Linked DNA regions of Homo sapiens: region 2 is linked to region 1. The links are chromatin loops, found by intact Hi-C in ENCODE. Cell type or tissue: CD14-positive monocyte. All regions are shown on one strand.

What was found. Hi-C counts contacts between places; a loop is a spot of excess contacts. Peaks named below come from ENCODE experiments on the same cell type or tissue, not always from the same donor. Only the 100,000 strongest peaks of a DNase experiment are listed, where the experiment ranks them.
Region 2: a loop joins it to region 1, with 2.0 times the contacts of the local background. A loop is called at or near these places in 13 of 110 quality-filtered maps.

Annotation. Positions count from the first base shown.
Region 1 is chr11:33,325,197-33,333,196 of GRCh38, forward strand. HIPK3 (homeodomain interacting protein kinase 3) reads left to right here. Exons shown (of 17, transcript NM_005734.5): 3 at 3,314-3,437. Among named protein-coding and RNA genes, the nearest start is that of KIAA1549L, 47 kb to the right of the region's middle. In CD14-positive monocyte, CTCF peaks have their summits at 4,763 (motif pointing left) and 4,963; a DNase peak (open chromatin) is centred at 4,725; H3K27ac peaks cover 6,072 bases.
Region 2 is chr11:33,271,608-33,279,607 of GRCh38, forward strand. The region is part of intron 1 of HIPK3 (homeodomain interacting protein kinase 3); the gene reads left to right. Among named protein-coding and RNA genes, the nearest start is that of HIPK3, 18 kb to the left of the region's middle. In CD14-positive monocyte, no CTCF peak of the experiment used is centred here; no DNase peak of the experiment used is centred here; H3K27ac peaks cover 2,562 bases.

The DNA of each region.
Region 1 (8,000 bases):
CTCTTTGTCTGACAGAAACTCTTTTCTTACTGTTAACAGAATTAAAATGATTTCAGTCTCTTTAAGTGGTATATCTTAGGTGCTGTTATTGTTACTTTCCTTTATTGCCAAATGCGATACTGAAAAGTTCTACACCGAAAAATTTCAAATCCTATGAAGAATTTTCCATATTAAATATTTCAAAATAATCATAAAACTTTTATACACACAGTAATAGGCCTATCATTAGTCTTACTGATTTTTGTTTTGCATTCAGATTAGTATATGGTTAACATTGGTAGTGAATCTCATTTCCACGCCGTACTTTCAAAACTGCATTTTTGCTTTGAATCTTTTTTAGTATAGGTTAATATATGCTCTTTATAAACTCTTGTGCCCCGTTCTCTTTCTTTCTGCCTAGACTTCTGTATTTGAAGGCCTAGTCCAAAACCAGACCGTACTCTGATACTTTTCTTTGTGTGACTCAACCTGTGTTGAAATGATTTATTTGAGAAATGTTTACTGAATGCATATTCTTTACAAGGTTCTAGGTACACAAATAATGAACAAAAAGGGATAAGGTCTCCATCTTTGATAGCTTTTTTTGGTACAATATTGTGAATATATAGGATTAATAACAGTGCAGCTTCCTTTTTTTATCTTTCTACAACACGTTTTAGCATTTGATTATACCTAAATATAATTAATGTGTATACATCCATACACACACTTGAATATTTTGTCAAAAGAATGAAAACTTCTTATAACCATGTTTTGAAGATCTTTTATACCTCATAGAATCTCCCCGTGGCTCTTGTTTTCAACAAATGCCTGTGGATTGGTTAAGGTTCTACTGAATCTTAAGTATTATTTACAGCAGAGATGGGGCCAGGAGTAGAATATTCACTGGACAGATCCCAAGTCTGTAGTAGAAAACAGCTTGTTCATTATCCTCTGAATTTCCTTTGCCAGAAGAGTTGTAGGGAAGAAATGGGGTGGTCCTCCCATTGGTCTAACTTCTTGAGTGTAAGGCTTTGGTTCTCAACTTTGGCTATATGTTGAAGCCACTCTTGATTCCTAAGTCTAATCCCCAGGGTTTCTGATTTAATTGGTGTAGGGTGTGGCCAGGACCAAATAATTGTAATGTGTAGCCAAGATTGAGAACCACTGCCTTAGGAGATGACAACCCCCAGTCTCAGTTAAGAAATTAGCAGGCTTATTTTGCTTAACTCTAGGTAATATACGTACTGAGAAGGTCTGGGAACCATCCCAATAGTAATGAGGATCCATAGCTCCCTGATCTTTGTTTCAAAGGTCTATTCTATACGAAAAGATACCAGAGATCCTCAGAGAAATAGCTGTTTTTAGGACTGGAGCAGGGAAAGAACAAGATGTGCCTGGAATATCTTGCTGTGTCAGAAAGCAAAGAAATAATCAGAGATTATTGTCAGAAGAACATAAAAGTCTGAGGGAGTTATGACTGGTCAAATCTGGGATTTTTTTTTTTTTCCCCCGAGACAGAGCCTGGCTCTGTCCCTCAGGCTGGAGTGCAGTGGCACAATCTCAGCTCACTGCAGCTTGGACCTCCTGGGCTCAAGTGACCCTTCCACCTCAGTCTCCCAAATAGCTGGGACTACAGGTGCGGACCATCACCCTGGCTAATTAAAAAAAATTTTTTCTTTTTTTGGAGAGATGAGGTCTCATTATGTTGCCCAGGCTGATCTGGAACTCTTGGGCTCAAGCAATCCTACCATGTTGGCCTCCCAAAGTGCTGGGATTACAGGTGTGAGCTACCACGCCAAATCTGGGAAAATCTGAGAATCAAAATAAGTAATTATAGTCATGGATTATAACTCATTGAACAAAGTAGGAATCCTTTAATCTGTACTCATACAGGTAAATAAATGAAAAAAATGAAAGTTTGATAAGAAATGGATTATTTATATAGTTTCAATTTGAGATCCCACAAAATACTTAATTAGAAAGAGAAAAGTAGGAACTTAGTAGTAGAGAAATATAGCAGACATCATGTGATCAAAGTAAAAATTATTAGTAATGGAACATATCAGAATTGCATGCCTAATAAGATACAATGAGAAAACATGATCACTTCTGTGATGTTCCTCTGAATCTAATTATGAGGAAACATCAGACAAACCCACACTGAGGGACGTTTCTTCAAATATCTGTCCTGTAATATGTTATACAAAGGTCATGGAAATCTAGACAAAACTTAGGAATTATTCCATATTGAAAAAGACTGAAAGAGATAGGACAACTAGATGCAATGCATGATCCTGAGTTGGATCCTTTTGCCAAAAAGGACGGTATTAGTATAATTGGCCAAACTTAAATGGAGTCTGAAGCTTAGAAGGTGGAGATGTATCAGAGTTCATTTCTTGATTTTGATGATTGTATTGTGGTTATGTAGGAGAATATTCTTCTTTGTAGGAACTATAAAGTATACAGATATTTGGCAAGTTATTCTCGGGTGATTTAAGGAAAAAATATGTACTGTTCTTGCAACTTCTCTGTAAGATTGAGATTGTTTTAAAATTAAACACATGCACACTAATCTAGGATAACTGTGATCCATATGACTTCTTTGGAATTACACAGCTGTACATGGAGTCTGTCTTAGAACATGAATCTTCTCAAGGGAAATCCATATGAAGGTGCAACATAATTTATCTAGGAATAATATGTTTCTTGGAGTACATTTCCCAAATGACCAAACACTTTTAAGTGCTGAAATGCTTTTTAACTATGTTGTTATATGCTGTATACTTGTCTGCCTTTTAAGACAGAATACACTGAATTTAGTTTAATCTCTTGGATGACTAATGGCTCCAATTAGGTAAATATTTATTACTGTATTCTGAAGTAATATCTAGGTCTAGATTCACTTTTAGCCTTTGAGGATTTTGCTTTGTTTTTGTTTTCTCTCTCAATGTCTGGTTTTCAGTTCTGCTGATGTCATAGTATGTATTTAATAGTTTGCCAGTTCTCTTCCTATTGTGTTATTTCTGATCTGCTGTAGTCTTAAAAACAAGATGTATGTTTTTCCTTTTTCAAAAAATGTTATGTTAGTAAAACTATAAGGGAAAAGGATTACAGTGGAAGAGACTTTATTATAGAAATGTTGTACTCATAGTACCCCTTTCAGATTAATTCAGGATTATGTCTAGGTTTCAAAGAGTTCTGAAATAGTGAAGAGTTCCTATACATAGAATGTGATACCTCTGTCATTTTACCAACTTCCTAGAATGCCAGTTGAAATTAGGTAATTTTAGAGAAAAACCACCCTGATTTTTGTTTTAATTTTAAATTTCAGAGCTCCAGAGATTATATTGGGGTTGCCATTTTGTGAAGCCATAGACATGTGGTCATTGGGATGTGTGATTGCAGAATTATTTCTTGGATGGCCGCTCTACCCAGGAGCCTTGGAGTATGATCAGGTAACAAATAATGATAATCTAATAGAATTGGTAAAAAGTAAAGAATAATAACAGACTTACAGGAACACATGGCTGCAGGTGTACAATACACTGGAAAGTCTTTTTAACATAAAGTGGCAGAATCTGGGATCTTGTAGAATTGATTTTGAAAACTGTTTTATAATGCTGAAGTAAGTTTTCATAAAGTTACAGCCTATAGAATCTCAAAACCAGTTTTGTAAAATTATTGGGAAAATTTTATACTGTAAACATATAAAAGGTTGGATTGTGTGTCCATTTAATTAATTGTGCTTTGCTTGGGTGACAAACTTTGATGTGTGAAACGTCAGCCCCTCCCAAGGCATAAAAGCTCCTAAAAGGCGTTATAACTTTTGGTCTTAAACCAACTGCCATTATTGGTGTTTTAAATACCTCAGTAACTTGAACTCTTCTCAGTCTTTTTAGCTGTTTTGAGTGGTGCTGAAATTCTCTTTTAGCACTGTTTAATGATTCTCGGTAGAATTCAGCAAATTACCTTATTAAGCACACTTTTCATGGTAGTTTTCAGGTATATTCATTAGCCTTTCTGTACTATTAAACAGTGTTGTGTGCTAGTAGTCTTAAATATTAATACCAAGATTATTTTTTGGAGAAACTGCCATCTTATTTATTATTCTTTGAGTATCTTTGAGATAATGTACTCAACTCATTCTAATAGAAAATGCTAGTCAAAATCAACAAAGTAGTTACATTAATTTTGTCATTCTGATTAGTGAATATTTTTATTTAGATGATATTTAACTTTCAAGCAAGAAAAAATAGAAAATAGAAGAATTTAAAGCACCTATTACATAATCATGATTATAGCCTTGTATTTTAGGGCTATTTTCTCTATCAAGAGGAAAAAGAGAGGTAATTAATTTAGGTGACTTAAATGTTCCTGAGATGACTCTGTCATTTAATACTGATTATTAGATTAGATGTTATCATTGACTTTAATCTCTTGTCATCATCCATGAACCTTCCCTTTTAGGTTAGGTTTTCCATATTCTCTACCTTCCCTCCTCCATGTTCAGAATTCCACTGGGTTTCTGTAAAATTTTCCATACATCCTGTCTTCTTTCAGCTTTCTACCCAATTACTAGCTTTGATACAGATGCAAGACTACCGTCAGTTCTGAACGAGTTAGTAATTGAATCAGAGTCCCATAATCCTTTAGCTGTTGGAATACTGAGGCACCAGTAAAATGCTAGAAATACACCCTTGGCTTTGTAGATTAGCCTATGGCATGCATACCGCCCTGGAGCAGGACACCCTCTAGTGGCAATTTCAAGTTGATTTGTTATTATACTCGATTAGGACTTCACAGTTCATCTTGGACAACTGATATTAGTATTGAAAAGGACCCCAGAGATTACCCAGTAACTGCCCCCTTTTCATTTTATAAAGGAGAAAACTGAGGCCCAGAAAAATGAATTCACTTGTCAAAAGTCACAATAGTAATTTTAAAGACAAAGCCTTGACCAAAACTCAGTTTTTCTAAATTTTATAATGAATGTTTGTTTTTTTTAAACTAAACTTGGAACAGGTATTATCTGATCCAGATTGACAATGTTTTCAGGATGTATATTACCAAAGGGATTAAAAAAAGTCATTGGCCCTTGGCATATAGCATCAATAGTCTCACAGTTCAGTGGGGTTTTTTTGTCTTTGTTTGTTTTTCTTTTTTCTTTTGAGATGAAGTCTTGCTCTGTCGCCCAGGCTGGAGTGCAGTGGCGTGATCTCAGCTCACTGCAACATCCGCCTCCCGGATTCAAGCGATTCTTCTGCCTCAGCCTCCTGAGTAGCTGGGATTACAGGCACACACCACCATGCCCGGCCAATTTTTGTATTTTTAGTAGAGATGGGGTTTCACCATGTTGGCCAGGCTGGTCTCGAACTCTTGACCTTGTGATTTGCCTGCCTCAGCCTCCCAAAGTGTTGGGATTACAGGCGTGAGCCACTGTGCCCCGCCCACAGTTCAATGTTTTAAAATATTTTACAAAATACATGAATGCAAAGCAAATAAATTGTAGTGATTTTGTGGGCGTCTTTGTTTTGGCCCTAATCTGGGACTTTAAGCTCATTTTCAAGCATGGTATTTGTTATAAAGGCTTTGATAAATTTTGATAATTTTTTTTTTTTTCCCTATCAGTCTTAACTTGGTTTAGGACTTTCAAGTGCTTTTTTTTTTGCACTTGTTAAAATGTTCACATATGTTTTTCTTTTTTCTTTTTCTTTTTCTTTTTTGAGACAGGGTCTCACTCTGTCGCCCAGGCCTGAGTGCAGTGGTTCCATCTCGGCTCACTGCAACCTCCGCCTCATAGGTTCAAGCAATTTTTCCACCTCAGCCTCCTTAGTAGCTGGGACTACAGGTGTGTGCCACCATGCCTGGCTAATTTTTTATTTTTAGTAGAGATGGGGTTTCATCATATTGACGAGGCAGGTCTTAAACTCCTGATCTCAAATGATCCACCCACCTTGGCCTCCCAAAGTGTTGGGAATACAGGCAAGAGCCACTGCGCCTGGCCACATATGTTTCTCAGAACAGCTTTAGTCTGTTTATTAATGTGTTTGACTTTCATAGATTTTCCCCATCTCGCTAGATTGTGATCACCTAATGTTAGGATGTGAAAGGGCCACCAGTAGGGTATGTCTCTCTCTATTATCTGTTCCTTATTCCAGTAATCAGCTGCCTAGATATACTTGGACACCCCAACTGGGGAGTTGGTATTTTTTTTAGACAGGGTCTCAGTCTGTCATCTAGGCTGGAATGCAGTGGCATGATCATAGCTCACTGCAGTCTTGAACTACTGGGCTCGAGGAATCCTCCTACCTCAGGCTGTGCCCAGTAGCTGGGGATACAGGTGTGCACCAGCATGCCTGACTCATTTTTAATTTTTTGTAGAGATGGGGTCTCTTTCTCTATGTTGCCCAAGCTGGTCTCAAAGTCCTGGGCTTAAGCCATCCTCCCGCCTGGACCTCCAGACATGCTGGGATTACAGGTGTGAGCCACTGCACCTGGCCTGGCAGTTTTTTTCTAATTATTATTTTTTGCCTTACAGTGGCAGTGCAGTGGGCAATAGTAATATTAACTAATTAATGCTTACTGAGCTCTTTTATGTACTAGGAACTGCTGTTAACACTTTATATTAACTCATTTAATGCTCGTAACAACCCTATGAAGTACACACTACTGTTGCCTCCATTTTATAGATGTAAACTAAAGAGTTCTTAACAGTATATCATATTCTTCTTTAGAGACAGAGTCTTTCTCTGTTGCCCTGGATGGAGTGCAGTGGCAGGATCATGGTTTACTGCAAAGTTGAACTCGTGGGCTCAAGTGGTCCTCCTGCCTAGGCCTCCCAAAGTGTTGCAATAACAGGCACGAGCCACCGCGCCTGGCCAAATTATTATATTTTTAAAAGCCAAATTTGAGTCAGCAGGAAAAATATTCAAAGTATTTTAATTCTTCATTATAGGGTTTGTGTTCTAGCCCTTTAATCATATTTATCATGTCTTAAAACCTTTCCAATGCCATTTTCTCTTTGGATTTTAGATTCTGTAAGTAGACACTGACCGTGTTGAAAATTTATAATTTCATATTTTCTTGTATGTGCATTTTATTTCCGTTTATATAGACATCTATATTTAGTGTGTGTGGTTAGGGAAGATCCTACCCACCAATTGTTACAGTGCGTGAATCCCTTCCTGTCTTGATTGTAGATAAACTGTCTTATTAGTGTTCTATTTACAGGACTTATATTTACTAGGGACATATCAAAAGTATTCTAGGGAATTAAGGACTATTTTATGGATGGATGGATGGTTGAATGGATGAATGGATGGATAGACGGATGGACAATAGTTGGTAAATGTTCATTATTTCTCCAAAATGTTTGTTGGAGTTTAGATAGAATGTTATCCAGAACAACTAAGAGTCTGACTTTATATTCAAATTATATTTGGTAATTTCAAGTCTTATGTAAGAAAAATAAAGTTCACTATTTCAACTGCAGAGAAAATAAATCTTTCAAGATTTCTATTTTTGTCAGGCTATTTAGCAAAGAGACCCACACAAGCTGGCCCAAATAAGGGGACATTTATTTATATGTGTGGATGTATTAGGCCATTTGCATTGCTATAAAGGAATACCTGAGTAATTTATAAAGAAAAGAGATTTAATTGGCTCACAGTTCTGCAGGCTGTACAAGCAGGGCTCCAGCATGTGCTTCTGGTGAGGGTCTTAGGTAGCTTACAATCATGGCAGAAGGGAAGGGGAGCAGGCGTTTCACATGGTGAGAATAGGAGCAAGAGATGGGGGAGATGGGTACTACACACCTTGAAACAACCAGATCTTGAGAGAACTCACTGTTGGGGGGACAGCACCAAGCCATTCATGAGGTATCGGCCCCTATTACCCAAACACCTCCCACCAGGCCCTACCTCCAACACTGGGGATTATATTTCAACATGAGATTTGGAGGGGACAAACATTCAAACTATATCAGTGGACTATCACAAGGATCTAAGAATGGAACTATA
Region 2 (8,000 bases), 54 kb before region 1:
GAATAGATTTCTAATCAGTAAACTGTAACTACTTTGCAGCCATTTTCAGTCTAATGAGGAAGCACATTTTTATTTATGGGATCAATGGCTACTTAATTTTAAACTTAAAATGTGTTAGCTGTTAGTTACATATGCAACTTAAATTTAAACTTTCTTAATATCTTTCTTTTTTATACATTGATGGTGTATTTAAAAAAATCTCTTCAGCCAGATAATTATGAAGAAAACTATTTTTATCATTATCATTATAGTTCTGATATGTATGGTTTTTAGTGTCATGCATTGATAGTGTGACTTTTTACACTAACATAAAGAAAAAATCTGTTTTTCTATGACACTTTCAGTGGAAGAAAAATAAATATGTAGCCTTGCTAAGTCTATCTAAATTTGTGGTTTTAATGCACAGCTTATAAGCAACTCAAAAAATGTGTCACTTAAAGTTAATGATTAGATGTAGTTAGGGCCAGATAGAAGCAGTTGTAATAGATTTTTAAGAATTCAATGTCGTGGCCGGGTGCAGTGGCTCACGCCTGTAATCCCAGCACTTTGGGAGGCCGAGGCAGGTGGATCACTTGAGATCAGGAGTTAGAGACCAGCCTGGCCAACATGGTGAAACCCCATCTCTACTAAAAATTCGAAAGATTAGCTGGGCGTGGTGGCAGGTGCCTGTAATCCCAGCTACTCAGGAGGCTGAGGCAGGAGAATCGCTTGAACATGGGTGGTGGAGGTTGCAGTGAGCCGAGATCGCGCCACTACACTCTAGCCTGGGCGACAGAGTAAGACTCCGTCTCCAAAAAAAAAAAATAATAATAATTCAATGTCGTTTCTTTGTGGGTACTGTCTTGAGAAGCTGCTTGTTTTCTTAACTCTTTAGATGTTTGTAAATTACATTGCTGTTCTTTAGTTTTTCTGGCTTTCCTAAGGAGACCTGTTGCAAGTTTCTGCTGTATCACCTTCCTCAAAGTTGTCATAAGAATGAGAGAGATCTTTCTCCTTTCCTTTTTCCTTTTTTCTTTCCTTTTTCCTTTTTTCCTTTCCCTTCCCTTCCCTTTTCCTTTTTCCTTTATTCTTTTTTCTTTCTTTTTGATGAAGTCTCATTCTGTTGCCGAGGCTGAAGTGCAGTGGTGCAATCTCGGCCTTTCCTCCTTCTCTCCCTCCCTCCCTCCTCCCTCCCCCTCCCTCCCTCCTTCCTTCCTTCCCTCCCTCCCTCCCTCTTTCTTCCTCCCCTCCCCTCCCGTTCCCTCCTGTCCCCTGTCGAGATGAGGTCTTGCTTTGTCACCCAGGCTAGAGTGCAGTGGTAGGCACTATCACAGCCAAGCAACCTCAAACTCCTGGGCTCAAGGCATCCTCCCAAGTAGCTGGGACTATAGGTGTGTGTCACCGTGCCTGGCTAATTTTTTTTTTTAAATAGAGATGGGGTCTTGCCATCTTGCCCAGGATGATCTTAAACTCTTGGGCTCAAATGATCCTCCTGCCTACGCCTCCCTATTGTTTCCGACTTGATACCAGAGAGTTTCCTGAAGCCATTGTAAAGGGCCATCCTCAGTTGACAAGATATAAGTGACAGTTAAACTTTGAAAATTAAAAAGAGTATTTCCACATTAGAAAGGCTTTGGGCTGGGTGCGGTGGCTTACGCCTGTAATCCCAGCACTTTGGGAGGCCGAGGCGGGCAGATCACGAGGTCAGGAGATCAAGACCATCCTGGCTAACACGGTGAAACCCCGTCTGTACTAACAATACAAAAAGAAATTAGCCAGGCGTGTGGTGGCGGGCACCTGTAGTCCCAGCTACTCGGGAGGCTGAGGCAGGAGAATGGCGTGAACCTGGGAGGCGGAGCTTGCAGTGAGCCGAGATCACGCCACTGCACCTCCAGCCTGGGCGACAGAGTGAGACTCTGTCTCCACAAAAAAAAAAAAAAAAAAAAAAAAAAGAAGATTTTGGACAATACTTTGCAAAATTCCTTAAAAAGGGCATTTATATAAAGTGGAATGTCTGGCAACTACAGCCTGAGTAGAAAGAAAACATAATTGTAGAAATTAAAAAAATACTTTGAATTTAGCAGTATAAGGCATATTAGGACCCTATAGGATCTTAATAGAATTTGGAAAATAGAAACAGTTGACTTTTCTATTCAACTTATTTTTTCCAGGCCCCACAATGTCTTTCATAAAGATTTTTAAAAACTGAAAGTACTATACTCAAGCTTATGCAGCTGTAAATAACTGAAAGTACTATACTCAAGCTTATGCAGTTAAATATTTATCTTTTCAGCTCTTACAACTGAAAAACTGTTATGTGTCTGGCAAAGGAGATGGTAGCCACTGTTCTCATTCTGTTGGTTTTTAGAATTTTCATTCTTGTGTGATTTACATTACTGTAGAGTGATAGTTCTCTTTCAGGTGTGAATATAGTGATGAGAATCTTAAGGTTGTTTAAGGTAAACCATACTTTTGAAAAGTTTTATAGAACCTGACCTTTGGTTCTCTACATGTTCATTTAGAGCTTTGAATCATTATCTCATACAAAAATCTTATTTGTTGGCAGATTTTTTCCTTTTTATTGCTGTCAGCAGTGGGCATTCGGTCAAATTATTAATCTAGGATTCCAGTTTACCTGTTGAGTTGTTTTAAAGGGAGATGATGTCAGGTGATCTTGTAGGAATCATTTGACCTTTGCCTTCTTAATCTTTAATATTTTGTATTTATCTTTGTCTGAAAGTTACATAGATTTTCATAAGAAATAAAAGTTTTGTGGTGGTTCTTTTGAGACAGATTTTCCTATAAAGTAGAAAGCAATACATTTGGCTTTCTATTAAGGGAGTTGTTCATAACCCAAACTTAAAAAACTGTTTACTCTTTCTAATAGCTCATTGGTAGATATTGGGCGTTGTATGAAGAATTTAAGTAAAAATTTTTCTTTAGTACTTAAGTTATATAAGCTGAATTTGAGTTATTAATCTTAAGTTTACATCAAGAAAGAGGGAACTTCAGGTAAACTTTTTGTCTTTAGTCAACCTTTCTGTCAGGGTTTCCATTTCTGATTTTTTATTTTATATAGCTTTTAAAAATCTAGAGAATTATCTGCTTAGTAAGAGTAATCCTTGTGTAATTTTTTTGAATTAATTAGCTCTTTTCTAGCCTTGTTAAAGATTTGTACTGGCAGGGTGATTTCTAGCAGCTTTGAAATGTCCAACAGGTCATTTTCTGTTCCAAATGTTGGAACATTTTGCTAAGTCAGATGAAGCTTGTTATTTAACATGCTGATTTGTGTTATAGTCAACACATTCTCTAGATGCTTTGTTCACAATACTGCTGGAAAATACCCAAGACTTTAGTATTTTCAAAATAAATGTTCTGTAGGCACCTCAGACAGCAGGTTTAGTTTATTAAGTTTTACAATGTATGGTGGTTGTTTCTTATATGAAATGGTAGACACAATTTTTTTTTTTTGAGATGGAGTCTTGCTCTGTCACCCAGGCTGGAATGCAGTGGCGTGATCTTGAGTCACTGCAGCCTCCGCCTCTCGAGCTCAAGTGATTCTCCTGCCTCAGCCTCCTGAGTAGCTGGGATTGCAGTTGCGTGCCACCATGCCTAGCTAATTTTTGTATTTTTAGTAGAGGTGGGGTTTCAACATACTGGTCAGGTGGGTCTTGAACTCCTGACCTCGTGATCCGCCCGCCTCAGCCTCCCAAAGTGCTGGGATTACAGGTGTAAGCCACTGTGCCCAGCCAATGAAATGGTTTAGTATTATTTCCTGGATTGAATGCTGGTAAAAATAATCTTCTAAAATAATAGAGGTATTTAAAATATTGACACCTAGTTAACCAATGAAGAATTAAACTCATTTACTGTTCATACTACCAACTTATTGTCTAGTGTCTCCTGCCTTTTTTTTTTAAATGGCATGTTGTTTTGTCTTTTATAAATATGCACTTTAAACAAGGTAATTGAGAAATGAAATAAACTGACTAGAAACTCCTTTTTACTGGCTACATATTGTTATATAGTTCTATTTTGTAATTTCTATTTATAGAGCCTTGCATAGACTGGCACTATGGTTCTGTCCTTTGAAGAATGAAAAGCCCTTTTAATTGTCAGAATTTATTGGATCATATAGTGAAGTTCTACTTTTAGTCTTTATTGATTGAAGAAGTTATATAATGACCAACAGCTTTAAAAACTGTTATGAATTAAGTAATACTTTTAAATGAAGAAATTTGCCCTCACTGCTTATGATTACTTTTAAAATTAGTGCTGGCAGATGATCCTAGGGACTCTTCATATGCCTGGCAATTCTAGACTTTGGGTGCTCTGGGCTACGCCTACCATATTTGGCTGTTCATCCACAAGTTAGTGACCCTTGAAGAAGAGTCTTGTTCAAGAAAGACATTGTTTTATACCTGTCACTCGTTCTTGTTTTCTGTTTAACTTATCCTTTGACAAATATTCAGACCTACAGAAAAGCTGCAAGAATAATACAAAGAATTCCTGTGTATTTTTCACCTAGATTATTCAAATGTTAACATTTTACTGCATTTGCTTTTACCTTTTTTTCTCTGTATCTATATTATGTTTTTATCTGAATTTTTTGAGAGTAAGTTGCAGGCATGTCCCTTTAACTCTAACTAATTGCATAAAGTAAAGACTGTTCAGTTGTTGTATCTCTTTAGTTTAATCTGTGATCTGAAAACTTCCTCAGTCTTTATGTTGATTTGACATTGACCTTTTGAAGAATACTGCCATTATTTTATAGACTCTTCCTCAATTTGGATTTGTTTTCATATTTTTGAGACAGGGCCTATGAATAAATAATATTTTAAGTGTTAATATGGTAAATAATGTTATGAAATAACTTTTGGATATTCATTATATATAGTTGATATACAATCACGTTCATATCTGAGATAGATTCTAGCTAGTTTCTTGGGGTACGTGGCAAATATTTTAGGCTTGTACGGACTGAACAGGTGACTGCTTCACTTTGGTGTGGTTACCAAATTGGTATGGTTACCAACTGAATGAAATAAGGTATGGCTGATTGGTTATGTTAATAAAATATATCTAAAATGATCGTATTTTTGTAATTTTATTTTATTTTATTATTCTTATTTTTTTTGAGATAGAGTCTCACTCTGTTGCCCAGGCTGGAGTGCAGTGGCATGATCTTGGCTCACAGCAACCCCTGCCTTCCGGATTCAAGTGATTCCCATGCCTCAACTTCTTGAGTAGCTGGATTACAGGTGTGCACCACTACACCCAGCTAATTTTTGTATTTTTAGTAGAGACGGGGTTTCATCATGTTGGCCAGGCTGATCTCAAACTCCTGACCTCAAATGATTCACCAGCCTCGGTCTCCCAAAGTGCTGGGATTACAGGTGTGAATCACCATGCCAGGGCTGTATTTTTGTAATTTAAAAATAAACAATTACTAAAATAGGTTATTCCTATTCTCTGATAGATTTTTTACCTTCTTTATTTAAAAATTAATGTAAACCCAGGCTATGAAAGTATAGGGAGTAATAGAATCACTTCCTATGCAACTGTCATCCAGTGTGCAAAATAAATTTGAGGTCCCTTCCTTCTCTTTTCTTCCTTGACATGTCTGTCATTTCCATGCATGTTTTTATACCTTTACCACATATAAAACATGGTATAGTTTTGTCTTCTGTTAACTTTATAATAAATGATACATGCTCTTCTGCAACTTTTTTTGTTCTATATTTTGAGATTTATGTACGTTGATATATGTAATTTCAGTTAATTCATTTTGCTGCACTTCATCAGTTCTAGCACATTTCCTCCTAACATTTTAACATCTTTGAAATTGGGATGCATCTTAAAATCGATGATGTCTTGACCTAACAATTGGTATATTTTCTTTTTTTGTGGTACATAAATATATAATAATTGTGATATGAGCCACACTTGTACTGCATGCTTTGTATTTTATGACTAAGCCACAATATCCAGTCCTTTTCTGACAATTAGATTATTCTGAAATTTTGATACTACATATAGTGCTGCAGTGAACATTAATTTACCTGTTTCTTTGTGCATATTTGTGAGAATTTCTCTAGATGGAGTATACACCTGGGAGAAGAATTGCTGGATTATAGAGTATGTCCATTTTCAGCTTTGCCCTCAAAAGTGATTGTACTTCTTACCCTTGTATAACAGTTCCTGTTGCCCTATTCTTCAACAGTGGATGTTGTCCTACTTCTTTTTGCCAGTTTGGTGGCTATAAAATGGCATAAAATAAGACTTGGCTTGTATTTCCTGTCTGTGAATTGTCTGTTTATATCTTCTGTCCATTTGTCTACTCAGTTTTACCAAACATAATATGACTTCTTTAGATCTCTTCTCAGTTACGTGTATTGCAAATAACTTCTCTATGTCAGTGGCTTATCTTTATTTCAGGTATCATTTGATGAATGAAAGCTTTAAATTTTAGTAAAATCAAATTTGTCATATTTTCCCTTCTAAGAGTGTGTGTTTTTTACATCTTCTTTAAAGAAAACCTCTCCTTTCTGTCAGAGGTTGATGATTAATTTGTTAAAAATATAACTAATTTTAAACTAAAAGGAATAAAAATTATAAATCTTTATGAATACATTTTGTGCTATGTAAGAAAAGTGTTAATTTTCTATCTATAATTTTACTAGAAAGAGGAACTAGAATTTAGCCAAGAATATTGGCAGGCTGTGGTGGGAAATAATCAGGAAGAGATGATAGGTCAAAGGAAAAGAAGGACAATATTTTGAGGACAGAATGTGAAGGGCTGTGTTTATAGGAGCATAAACTCATATCTCAGGGTTTGATTGAGATAAGGGAGGAAAGAGAAAACTGTGAGAAATAACTGGATCCATGTAAAGACCAAAGTAGGAATAGGAGAGGGACTTGGTAGTTGGTCAAGAAGCACCTACTTGTGTTTCTTGGTGTTGCTGGTTTCTTTGTTTTTTTAGCATGCTCACTGTACTTAATGTCACTGAACAGTACATTTAAAATGATTTAAGATACACGAGGTCAGGAGATCGAGACCATCCTGGCTAACATGGTGAAACTCCGTCTCTACTAAAAATACGAAAAATTAGCCGGGCGTGGTGGTGGACGCCTGTAGTCCCAGCTACTCGGAAGGCTGAGGCAGGAGAATGGCGTGAACCCGGGAGGTGGAGCTTGCAGTGAGCAGAGATCGTGCCACTGCACTCCAGCCTGGGCGACAGAGCGAGACTCCGTCTCAAAAAAGGAAAAAAAAAATGATTTAAGATAGTAAATTTTATTTATTTTTACCGCAATTTTTAAAAAGGAAAAGATTTTTAAAATGGAGATTTGAACAAATAGAAGTAAGTTGAGTAAGGAGAGTGCAAGGCATTATTACCTTTTATTTAATTTATTTGTGATATCAAAGTACATTTAAAAGAAGAACCCAGTCAGGCCTGGTGGCTCATGCTTGTAATCCCAACACTTGAGAGGCTGAGGTGGGTGGATGGCTTGAGGCTAGGAATTTGAGACCAACCTGGCCAACATGGCGAAACCCCATCTCTACTAAAAATACAGAAATTAGCCAGACATGGTGGTGTATGCCTATAATCCCAGCTACTTGGGAGGCTGAGGCGCGAGAATCACTTGAACCTGGGAAGGCGGAGGTTGCAGTGAGCTGTGATCACGCTACTGCACTCCAGCACTCCAGCGCAGGCAACAGAGGGAGACTCTTTGTCTCAAAAAAAAAAAAAAAAAAAAAAAAGAGAAGAAGAAGAACCCTATTACATATGTAGTGTATGTAAGTTTGGTCAAAAATAATTCAGAAATTTCATATTGGCAAATAAATTGAATATAACTTGGTAAAGTATTTGTTTCTGTTTTCTCCCTCCCTTTTCAGATGGGCTAATATTATGTGTAGTAAAAAAAGATGGAAACAGCCCACTATGGTTAGCAATGATCAGACTCATGACTATGGGTGTCAATATTGATTACATTGCTGGTTTGGTAATTATAAAAAGATG